Regions from separate parts of the Homo sapiens genome. Here region 1 is linked to region 2. A link is a contact called in ENCODE Hi-C or POLR2A ChIA-PET data. All regions are on one chromosome and are shown on one strand. The core of a region is the stretch at or near the end of the contact, and the rest is flanking DNA. Distances in the headings are between cores, read along the strand shown.

Evidence for each region. A loop is a pair of places that touch in the nucleus more often than their neighbours do. ChIA-PET counts read pairs that join two places held with the same protein, here RNA polymerase II (POLR2A). Pooled maps may share reads with other maps.
Region 1: a pooled map shows a loop between it and region 2 (2.1-fold over the local background). The contact joins the promoter of LINC02069 here to the enhancer-like site in region 2. A Hi-C loop is called at or near these places in 1 of 168 maps with a recorded cell type or tissue (naive thymus-derived CD4-positive, alpha-beta T cell), 1 of 37 single-sample maps with no recorded cell type and 7 of 50 pooled maps. POLR2A ChIA-PET finds 5 or more read pairs at or near these places in 3 of 52 experiments (BJ, Panc1 and activated T-cell).

What each region holds. Positions count from the first base shown.
Region 1 is chr3:184,769,038-184,774,418 of GRCh38, forward strand. It overlaps LINC02069 (long intergenic non-protein coding RNA 2069), which reads right to left and starts at 4,118. Exons shown (of 3, transcript NR_110043.1): 1 at 3,943-4,118. LOC105374253 (a long non-coding RNA gene) reads left to right here and starts at 4,223. Exons shown (of 4, transcript XR_924790.3): 1 at 4,223-4,597.
Region 2 is chr3:184,634,014-184,639,527 of GRCh38, forward strand. No RefSeq gene overlaps it. Among named protein-coding and RNA genes, the nearest start is that of EPHB3, 75 kb to the left of the region's middle. Within about 2 kb of position 2,888, at least 4 of the 41 ENCODE cell types and tissues checked have a DNase peak (open chromatin) inside an H3K27ac peak, as active enhancers do.

The DNA of each region.
Region 1 (5,381 bases), core at 2,868-5,367, 140 kb after region 2:
CAAGTGTGATCTTTAAAATAGTTAACAATCAGGTAAACCCCCAGGACACCGGCGTGGATGCTGGCAGTATGCTGCACCAGCGCATGCCCACTGAACATTACACCTGCTGGGCCCTAGAGGACAAGGTTGTGGTTCTCCCTGAGTGCCGCATGCTGGGGAAGAACCCTGGGAAGGGATTTCTTCAGAAAACAAAGCTGAGAGAGGCAGATCTCTTGATTTAACGGGGCATTTGGTTCAGCCTTTGCGATGGAGGTATTCATCTGTGCTGTGAGCTCTGCATCCTCCCATACCTAGCCAGCACAATTTGTTACATGAAATCTGTATGACTTTAGGCAAGGCACCAACTACCCTGCTTTGTGCCTCAGTGTCCTCGTTTATAAAATGAGAGGTTTCCAAACTCTATTTCTCCTTGAAACAGGAGAATCTGGTGAAGCCCCCTTAGTGGAAGGGAGGCAAGTGGGCCGGGCGCAGGGCCCCCTCCCCTGCTTTAGCTGGAGCGGCTCTCTTGTATTTGTTTATGCCTCCATACGGTTTCACTTAAACCCAGCATTCCTCAACTAAAAACAAAGCTTGGGAAGCGCCGAGCTGCATGTGGTATCTGAGGGCCCCTACTCACGGCTCTGCCATGCTGAGCTGTGATTAGGCGAATGCGTGAGTGAACGAATGAATGAATGAACAGACTCTGTGTTCCTAGCTAACAGAGGCTGGTTCCTGGTCACACCTGTTCTTGGGACAGATGGCCAGCAGTCTTGGGTAGTTCAGAAATCTACACAGGGCTAGACTGGACGCTCTCCCGACATCCCATCAAGTGTAGGGTTCTGTCTGTCTCCGCTGTCGCCACTGACAAGGCCTCCTCCCTTTGGGCATCTCGGATGCCACCAGGTATGAAGTGGAAAGTCATCAGCGGCGAGTCGCCCTGTGTTTGTCTTCTTCGGCTCTCCCGATGTGTTGACTCAGCTGAAAAAAGATACTGACAACAGCACCCCGAGTCACCGGCAGGCTTGGCAGAAGATTCACTGGGTTTTCTCGGTGTGTGTCCCGGGGTGTGGCACCAGGTCTGGCTCACGTCAGTTTTCTTCCATCACAGGGAAAGGGCTTCCAGTTTTGGCCTTGTCCTCCCTCCCACCACCCCTACTTCCTCCCTTCCTTGCCTCCTTCCTTTCCTTCCTCTAAGGCAGTGGTTCTCAACCTTGGCTGCACGTTGAAATTGCCCAGGGAGACTTAAAAATTACTGATGCCCAAAGATTCTGATTTCATGGTTCGAGGTATGGCCTAGGAAATAGAGTTTTTTTAAAGTTCCCTAGGTGATTCTAATACGCAGCCAAGGTGGGGAACCACTGGTCTGAGGACACGGAGTAGGGATCCTAATTTTAGCCTCAACCGTTTCCTAGTCTGCTGGGTTTGGAAAAGTGTGGGGCACAAATGTCTACTGGCAGTGGATGGAAGGAAAGGGAAGTAGAGAGAAACATACCTCACCCCCCATCCCACCTCACTACCCTGCGAGACTCAGGGAGGTCAGTCCTCTAGGGTGTCCAGTTGACAGCATATGACAGAGTGGAGAGGACACCCCAGGACACAGGGAGGCTCCTGTGTGCTGAGGGCATGAGGCCAACAGCCCTGTTCTGGAGCCTCAGGCACTGCAGTTTTGGGGTCTTCAAAAGGCAACGCCCTGGGTATGGGTGGCAGCGTTCCCACAGGGCAGGCCAGCAAACGAGGTGACCCTGGAGTGACTGTGGCAGCACGACATCAGCGCAGAGCCGCGTGGGGAGAGGGACTCTCGCTGACAGTCCTGTTCACGAACACACGCGGGGCACTCCCAAGAGGTCCTCCAAGTCAGAGTAAGCCTACAGCAGACAGAAACAAGCACAGTGAATTCTGGTCATTTCACCGATGGGAGCCCATCTGGACCTATGGATGGTGAGGTCTGGGGTCACAGATACAAGCCACAGTCATGAAACAGTCTGGTGGTGGCAGCGGTGCAGTAAGGTCCAGCAGACGTTTGCCAGCCTCCTCCGATGTTGCCTCCTCGTTGGGTCAGCCGCCCTGAACAGTTTTCATTCCATATGTTCACCAGGCAGTCAGGGTCTTCTTGACGCTAGGCTTTTCTGCATGCATGTTCTCAATGTGGAGTATTTGCTTTACTTCCTGTGCAAGTTTTCTCCCTTTTTGAAAAAATCACATTCTCTCCTAAATTAGAAAACCTCTTTAATTGTTAGCAGGAGCTGGGGTTCTGTTCCTTGCATGGACAATATCATTAAACATCGGAAAATAAACAAACTGGAAAAGCTTAAGACATTTTCAAACTCTTTGCTTCCCAGAGGGCGTCTGGGGCCCCGGGTGGGACAAGGTTCTGCTGGCCTGGGTTTATACTGTGTTGATAACTTGACCCCTCCAGCTGTGAGAAGCCACACTGACAGCAGGGTTGTTTTTCCTAAACTTCCCAGGACTGCAAACTTGTCTTGGGAGGCATAGGCACTGATTTGCACGGAGGTCTCCAGCGACTGCGCTGAGCTTCCTCCGGGGCGGAGCGCACGCTGGGAGGGGGCCGGTGGCTGTGGTGGCTGACGGCTGCTGTAAACCATCGCTGTCCTCCAGCATGACTACACAGGGCTGGGGAGGACAGGGGAGCTGTGGGAGGGGGCGGTGTGTGAGAACGTTTCTTTCTATCTTGCTGAAATGTGAGTCTAATGAAATGATGATGAGGTTGTGGCCTTTAAGCTCCATTGAGCTTCTTACGCATTGTAATTTTACCCAGAGTGGGTCCAGTTTTTGAAATGATTAAAACTATCGATTCCTAGGCCTGTTCAGCTTGAATCAGAATTCATTAGAGGCCCAGAGGTGAGGGATGTACATTTCTCCCTTGCTGAGCCAGGAAACAGACCCCATCTTGTGTGACTCTCCGGCTGGCGTGGCTGCCCCTGGTGGTGCTGGCAGACGGACCAGTAATAGGATCTGTCATCCGCAGAATAAGTCATGAAGGTCCCATCCATGAGTCCTAGCCCATTTTCTAGGGATTCTCCCTCATGTTTGAAGAGGGAGGTTCTCTATGTTTAATCTTGGCTCTATTTTCTTACAGGTATTATAAGTAAAATATCTTCTTCATGAAAAGAAACACAGAAATGTTCCAAAGTTTTGACTCAAAAGAATACTGGAAGGAGAAACTGTAGCTGGGAGGGGTGGCTGACAATGTGGCCTGAACTTGGCCTCCAGAACGCCACTTCTGTGTGGAAACAAAGAGGGGACTTTCCCTCTGATATTTGCTACCACTCTGCTGACTCCCAGGAGCACAAGATCGCTCCTTTAAAGCTCTATTCCAAGTCCTAGAGCTGAGATAGGTTAGCATCTTAAAAAGTAGCCTTCCTAGCCGGGCGCGGTGGCTCACGCCTGTAATCCCAGCACTTTGTGGGGCTGAGGCGGGCAGACCACTTGAAGTCAGAAGTTCAAGACCAGCCTGGCCAACATGGTGAAACCCCGTCTCTACTAAAAATACAAAAATTAGCTGGGTGTGGTGGTGCACACCTGTAATCTCAGCTACTTGGGAGGCTGAGGCAGGAGAATTGCTTGAACCCAGGAGGCAGAGGTTGCAGTGAGCCGAGATGGTGCCATTGCACTCCAGCCTGGGTGACAGAGTGAGACTTTGTCTCAAAAAAAAAAAAAAAAGAAAGAAAGAAAGAGAAAAGAAACATAACTATAGGGCAGTTAAGTCTATACACCTTAACTTTAAGAAGAAAGAAAGAAAAGAAAGGAAGGAAGGAAGGGAAAGAAAGAAAGAAGAGAAGAGAAGAGAAAAGAAGGAAGGAGGGAGGGGGAGAGAGAGAGAAAGGAAGGAAGGAAGGAAAAGAAAAGAAAAAGAAAGAAAGAAAGAGAGAGAAAGGAAGAAAGAAAGGAAGGAAGGAAAGAAAGAAAGAAACTCTGGGAGGGTAGGGCCTTGCTTAAGGTCACCTGATTCCCCGAGCTGGCGCCAGGGCTGCGGTGCACTGTGTTAGCTCTGAGAGGGGTGTCCCTGCCCACGCCAGCTCTGAATCTTGCAAGCCACTGCACCTTTTGAGAGTTGCTCCCGAACTGCCTCCTACACAGGTGGTTCCCAAGCGGTTCATATCAAGGTCCCTTTTATTATCACCCCCCCCTCCACCGCACCCCCAGCACCCGGGTTTGAAAGATCTGGCCTACCAAATGAACTGTAATTATGCAGTCATAATGACTCTATTTTCTCTCTCTCTTTTTTTTTTTTTTTATTAATAAAAGACATATGTGACACACCACTCAGAGCTTTCAGTGGGGAGAAAACGAGTTTCCCCCACTAGGTTAATAGAATTCCACCCAGAGGCAGACAGTTAGCAAACCACCTTCTCGGGCTGTGGCTGGGAATCGCGCTACACTTGACAGCCCTTTCCATGGGCCTCCCCGGCCCGCCTGCCCTCGGCCCCGAAGTCAGGGGAGACAGGGGCCATTTCAGCTGCTCGCGCTCGCTTGCCTTCCCGTCCCTGCCGGAGTCAGCAGACCCTGACTTCTGGAGAAGCGTTGCTGCGATGTGTCAGCTGCTCGGGGAGAGGCTGGAGTGATGGATTCCAAGAGCTGTCAGGAGAAAGGGTTTACGGTCAGTTAGGAACCGCGAGCTCCTGCCCGTGGAACTGCCGCTGGAATTTTAATGCTCTGTCTCCCTGTGTCTGGGCACTTCCTTCCCTCCTGGCCCCGCTCTTCAGGCATATGGAACAGGGCTCATGTCGGAGGGTCCCTGGGGAGATCCCAGGGCTTCCCTGGGTCCCAGTGTCACGGCCGAAAGCCAGAGGTGCGGCTCCGACAGGATGCGGCCGGCCTTCCTGCTGCGCTGGGCCTTGGCCGGGGCCCTTTGGCGAGTCACTGTCCCGGGCTCTCTTCCCCTTCATGGCAGCAGCCAGGCCCTCCCTGCACAGGCCTTGAAGGGAGAGGAAAAATGGAACGCTAGCCTGGCTTCTTGACTTCCTTCAGGCAACGAATCCATCTTGAAGGCCCACTGTGTGCCAGGCGGGGATCCAGGAGCTGGGGAAGCAGACGCGGCCCCTGTCCTCATGGCACCTCTTCCGTGCGGTGCTCCACTCTCTCCCCCACGAAAGGTAGACACGGAACAGGAAAGGGAAAAGAGTGGAGGCCGCCAGGAGGAAGATCTGCAGACCGGAAGGACCTCAGCTAAGAGGAAATGAAGGCCAGGCGCAGTGGCTCAGGCCTGTAATCCCAGCACTTGGGGAGGCGGAGATGGGCAGATCACTCGAGGTCAGGAGTTCGAGACCACCCTGGCCAATACGGTGAAACACTGTCTCTACTAAAAATACAAAAATTAGCTGGGCATGGTGGCGGGCGCCTGTAGGCCCAGCTACTCGGGAGGCTGAGGCAGGAGAATGGCT
Region 2 (5,514 bases), core at 1,638-4,137:
TGATCCGCCCGCCTCGGCCTCCCAAAGTGCTGGGATTACAGGTGTGAGCCACCTCGCCCGGCCCCAAGCTCAGCCTCTGTTTGGCCTCAGGAACCACCAACTCCTAGACCTCTCTCTGCCACCCGGGCCACTTGTAGGCCTCCATATCTTATGTCCAGCTGCCCTGAGTGGAAAGGAGGGAGTTCCACCCCAGGAAGTCCCGTGGACATCTCAACCCCAAGGTGCTTGGTCTTTTTCTCCAAACCTCTCCTTCTCCCTGGTGTCCCGAAGTCGGAAGCTTCAGACAACCCCCACTTCTTCCTTGCCCCACCCTTTCTGGTCTGCCTCAGAAGGTGCTCTGAAGGTGTCCTCTTGTCCCCACTCCCATGAACCCAGCCCCAGCAGGCCCCTCTTCGGCTCTTGCCAGGACTATTGCAGGAGCTGCTAGCTGCTCTTCCCACCCTCAGTCTCCCTTCCTGCCCATCCCTTCTCCAGACAGCTGCCAGTAACTTATTAAAAAGCCAAAATAAATAAAAGCGTATAGTGTCACTCTCCTTCTCAAAACGCTCCCCTGGCAGCTGCAGATAGAGTCTAGAGCCCTGGGGTGCCGCACCAGGGCCCCCGTTCTGTCCCATGTCCCTCCCACCACTCTCTCTGAGCCCTTCCCTTCCTCTCTGCTGGCTCTTTAGCCTGAAATAGCTTTTCCCTCTCCTTCACCTTGAGTGGATTTGGAATCCAATTTAGATATCATCTTCACTTCTGAAAACTTCTGCCTCCCCACACATACCTCCATGAGAATCGTTTTTAATCTTTTTACTCTCAAGGGTGTGTACAAACTTTAATTCCAGCCCTGAAACCACTACCCTTCAGCTCAGGGTCCCTTAATGAGTCCATCCTCGACGCCTGTGCCAGGCAGGGTCCTGTCATGCGTATGTCCTCTCTGGCCATCTCCATTTGACACAGTCCTGTCCAGCTTGAATCTAACCTCCCTGATGTTGACTCGTGTCTCCCTTCCTTTGGGATTTTCAGTCTGTGGCCACACTGGGCCCTGACTCTTTTGCCCTGTGCTGTCCACATTGTTTTCTACGTGCGGGTGTGGGGCCACCCCAGCTGGCCTGGGAGCTCCTGAGGGTGTCAGGGTGGAGTTCCTGCAGCCATGCCCCTGTGGAGCTCTGAGTGGTACTGGGCTCACAGCCAGGACTCAGCGACTTTGGGGACTGGGGCTGCAGGGCATTGAATTTAAGTCGGGAAGAGGGAGGAGGAGGGGACGGGAAGAAAGGAGCCCTTAGCAGGCGCTGAGTGAAGGCAGGTTGTAGGCCCCTGGGACTCCACTCTCAGGGCAGGACTGGGGGCCACAAGGCCTGCTCTCGCCTGGCAGCTGTGAGGAAACCTGCTCCCAGAGGTGATGCCAGAGGTGCGGGCCACCGGGGCAAGTGGTCTGGCGGCTGGCCAGGATCTGACTCTGACACTGGCCTGCTGAGTGCCCAGAAGAAAGAGGCTCAGAGGGAGAGCCAGAGCATGAGAGACATGGCAGGGACGCTGAGTGAGAGGGACAGAGAGAGACACGGCAACAGGGACAGAGACAGAGAAGAGGAGAGGGGGGCACAGAGACACATACGCTGAAAGAGAGACAGACAGATTCAGAGACAGACTGAGAGACAGAGTGACTTAGAGACACGCACAAAGAAACAGACTGATGGAAAGAAAGACAGGGTCCGAGAGAGACACACAGACCAGAAGACAAAAAGGAAGGCAGACAGAGAGGACAGAAAGGAGTGAGGCAGCGTGGGGAGAGAGAGGCAGGGACAGAAACACAGACACAGACAGACATGAGGGCACAGGGCAGCCCGAGAGAAGCCCATAAACACAGGCACGCACATGCGTGGAGGAGGCACGAAGCCACCTAAAGGTGGAGGGAGGGTGTCGGGGAGGAGAAGGCACAGGCCTGACGCTCAGGGCCTGGGGTTGGGTGGCGGGAGGCTGGGCCTGTCGGCTCCTCTCCTTGACGTGAGTCAGGGGTGGTGGGCAGGCTGATGGGGCAGGCCTGAAGTAGGGCTGCGTGGAAGGGCTCTGCGGGGTCAGGGGAAAGCCTGGGTCCAGCTGTGAACCCTCCAGGATCCAGGGCTGCCCCAACAGGAGCCCCAGGAGAGGGAGCTGGAACCAGAGAACAGCACGTGGCAAGAGGCCCCAGTTAAGCTTTGCAGCAGGATGGCCCAGTGGCTACTGGGTTCAGAACAGCTTCTTGGGAGCTGGGTGTCGTGGCACATGCCTGTAGTCCCAGCTGCTCAGGAGGCTGATCGCTTGAGCCCGGGAATTCACGACTAGCTTGGATAACATAGTGAGACCCTGTTCCTTAAAACAAAAAACAAACAAACAAAAAAACACAAAAAAAAACAGCTTCCTGGACATGGAACCTCTCACCTCAGCAAGGAGAGGAGCTGTGGAGGGAGCACAGGGCTGAGACCCTCAGAGTTCCTCCATGGGAACAGCGCACCTGCATCTGTGTCTAAGCCTCAGAGAGACTCCCCAGGCCCTTGGCAGTCCATTCCATTGTTCCACCGTCCAATACAGAGAGCCCACTGGAAGTCCTCCCTGCTGTCTCATTCTGATACCTCTTATTGCAAGTGCAGCCCACTCAACTCTTTAGGAGGTTAAAAAAAAAAAAGCAACAAAAACCCCTCCACCGAAATCTGAAATGCCACACAGTGCTCAGACAAAGACCCCTTTCTGCACAGCTTTACTCCCTCCTACACCTCTCTCCCCCTCCCCACCCCGCTTCCTTACTGCAGGCTAAATTGGCAGTGGGGAGGTTTTGAGTCAACAAATGCAGTGGGTTGGGGAAGGGAGCCCTGAAGGGGATTCCTGTCTGGGAAACATTTGCTGACAGCAGTTACTATGACAAGGAAGGCCTGCAGGAGAACCCAGCAGCCCCTGCCTCCTGCCTACTGCCCCTCCCAATTCTAGCTCTCCTTGCCCATCCCCCCTCCCAACCAGTTCATTCACTGACTCATCCATTCCATCATTTACTCAACTCAACAATCTTTAGACATTTACCATGCCTCCAGCACCCGCTTGGCATTTCATGTTTATTCTTCCACTCTGTCCTCACCACAACCCACAAAGTTATCTGTTGTTTTCCCTTTTGACAAAGTAGAAAGCTGAAACCCAGTATACTGAATTGACTTGCCCAGAGTGGTGCAGATGACAGGAGGCAGAGCTGGGATTTGCACCCAGGACTCTCTGCTTTCCAGATCAGTGTGGGGGTTTCTGAACTGCGTCAGGAAAGCAGGTGCCAGGTGATGAGTACTGTACAGGCTGAGACTTCGCCATCTTTGGCTCTGCATCACTAAAACTGTGCCCAGCACCCACACACAGTAGGCACTCAGTACACACTTGTGCCATACATTCAGCACACATGAACTCAGTATACACATGTGCTTTTTGATGGGAGGGCAAGAGTCAGCAAAAGTGGGACTCCTGAGAAGAGAGGGCCTTCCTGTTTGGAAGCAGCTGTACCTCGGTTCTGCAATCCAGGCACTCAAGGGCATTGATAAAGTGCCTACTGTGTGCCGGGCACTGTGTTAGGACCTCTGAATACAAAGATTTAAAACACAGATTTGTAGTTTGCCCTAAAGGAGGTCTTTGTTTAGTGGAGGAGGCAGACATATAAACAGATGGAGTTAGCAGTGCTACAGAAATAAGTACCAAGTGCCGTGGGGTTGCAGGTGGAGCAAGGACCTAAATCTGAAAAGCAAAACAAGAAAGCCTTTATAAGACAATGTAAAAAAAATCTCCGTGACCTCAGGGTAGGGAAAGATTTCTTAAACAACACACAAAAATAACACTAACCATAAAGAAAAAGATTGACAAATGTGGGTGCATTAAAATGAAGAAGCTGTGTTCTTCAGAAGACAACATGAAGAGAGTAAAAGGGAAGCCACAGAGCAGGAAAAGGTTTTGCAACACATGCAACTGACAAAGGGCTCAGCTCCAGAATGTGTAAAGAACTCCCACAAATGAGTATGAAGATTGGCAACTCAATGGAAAAACTGGATCAAATGCATAAATATGGAAAAATCCAAATGGCTATAAATATATGAGGTGTGTGACCTTATCAGGAATCAAAGAAATGCAAATTAAAATCCCAAGAAGATTCTACTACATACCCTCCAGATTAGCAAAAATGTAAAAGTCTGATAAAACGAAGGGCTGGTGAAGATCTGGACCAGGAGTTCTCAAATATCTCTTCAGAAGCAGCCGGTCAGCATCTAAGCAGTCAATTCAGACATGTGTACTCCAGAGGTGAATCGTGTACAAGAATGTTCGTGGCAGGCATTATTCATGAAGGCCCCAGACTGGAACCAGTGAATATCCAACAGCTGTAGATTGGATAAACTGAGTACAGAGAAACAGAATGAAGAGCACAGTTAATTCTGCCTGAGGGGCTGGGGTGTCTGGGAAGGTGGATCTTGGAGGAAGAATAGTTTCCCAGTCAAGGAAGCGGGAGAGAGGTTATCCCATCCAGAGGGTTCAGCAGATGGATGATCATGGGGTTAAGAGCAGTTCTAGCTTGTCCAGGAGGCAGCTGGATTAGGGGCTGGCAGGGAGAGAGGCAGGGAAGGTGAGCAGAGAGAGGTTGGATGTGTTGGAATGTGAAGGCCTCTGTGGGCCATCGAAGGAAATTTGGCTTAAATACAAAAGTGAGAGATAGTCAGAAGCAAGGAGCAACTAGAGGTTATTGCAAAAGATGATGCAGCAGGAAAGAAACATAGCAGTGTGGCGGAAGAGAGAGGGTGCATTTGGGAACCATGTCTGAGACAGAATACATAGGATGTTGTGTGGGGTGTTGGGAGGGGTCAGGACGGAGCTGAGGCAACTCCCAGGTCTCTGGCTGGCCGGCTGGGTGGAAGGTGATGCTCTAACTCAACATCCAGAGACTGCGGAGGTGGAGGTTTGAGGCAAGAGCTAAGAGGACTAGTTGGGGACATGCTGCTTTGGTGGTGCCTAGGGATACACAGGTGAACATCCAAGTTCACCAGGATGTGGAGCTTGGACATGAGCCACAGATATCAGAATTACTAGAGCAAGAAGCCATGGGTTTAGATGAGAATATCAGGGGTGCAGGAGCAGGGCAAGACAAGAATTGGAGCTCTAGGAACCACAACATAGAGGCAGTGGACAGAGGAGAAGCAGGGGAGAGAGAGGGAAGGGATGATGGAAAATAAGAGAAGGTCCAGAAGAGAGGGTGGTGCTGCAGCAGCTAAGGGAGGAGCAAGTTGCACCAGGGCTGGGTGGTCTGTGAGTGAAAACTAGGTCTTGGGAAGAGGTGGGGTTGGGTCTGTGGTTAGCAAAGAAGAGGAGGAGAGGGTAGTTGAGGGAGTTCTGAGAATCTCTATTTTCTCTGTCAATTACACATGACGGAGGGGACAGGCCGGAAGCCTGAAAGGGTGGTAAGTTTCAGAACAGGAGCTGATCACCAGCAGCCCAGGAGCTGAAGGGCCAGGCTGAAGTCAGGGACCATAAATCTGGAGTGGC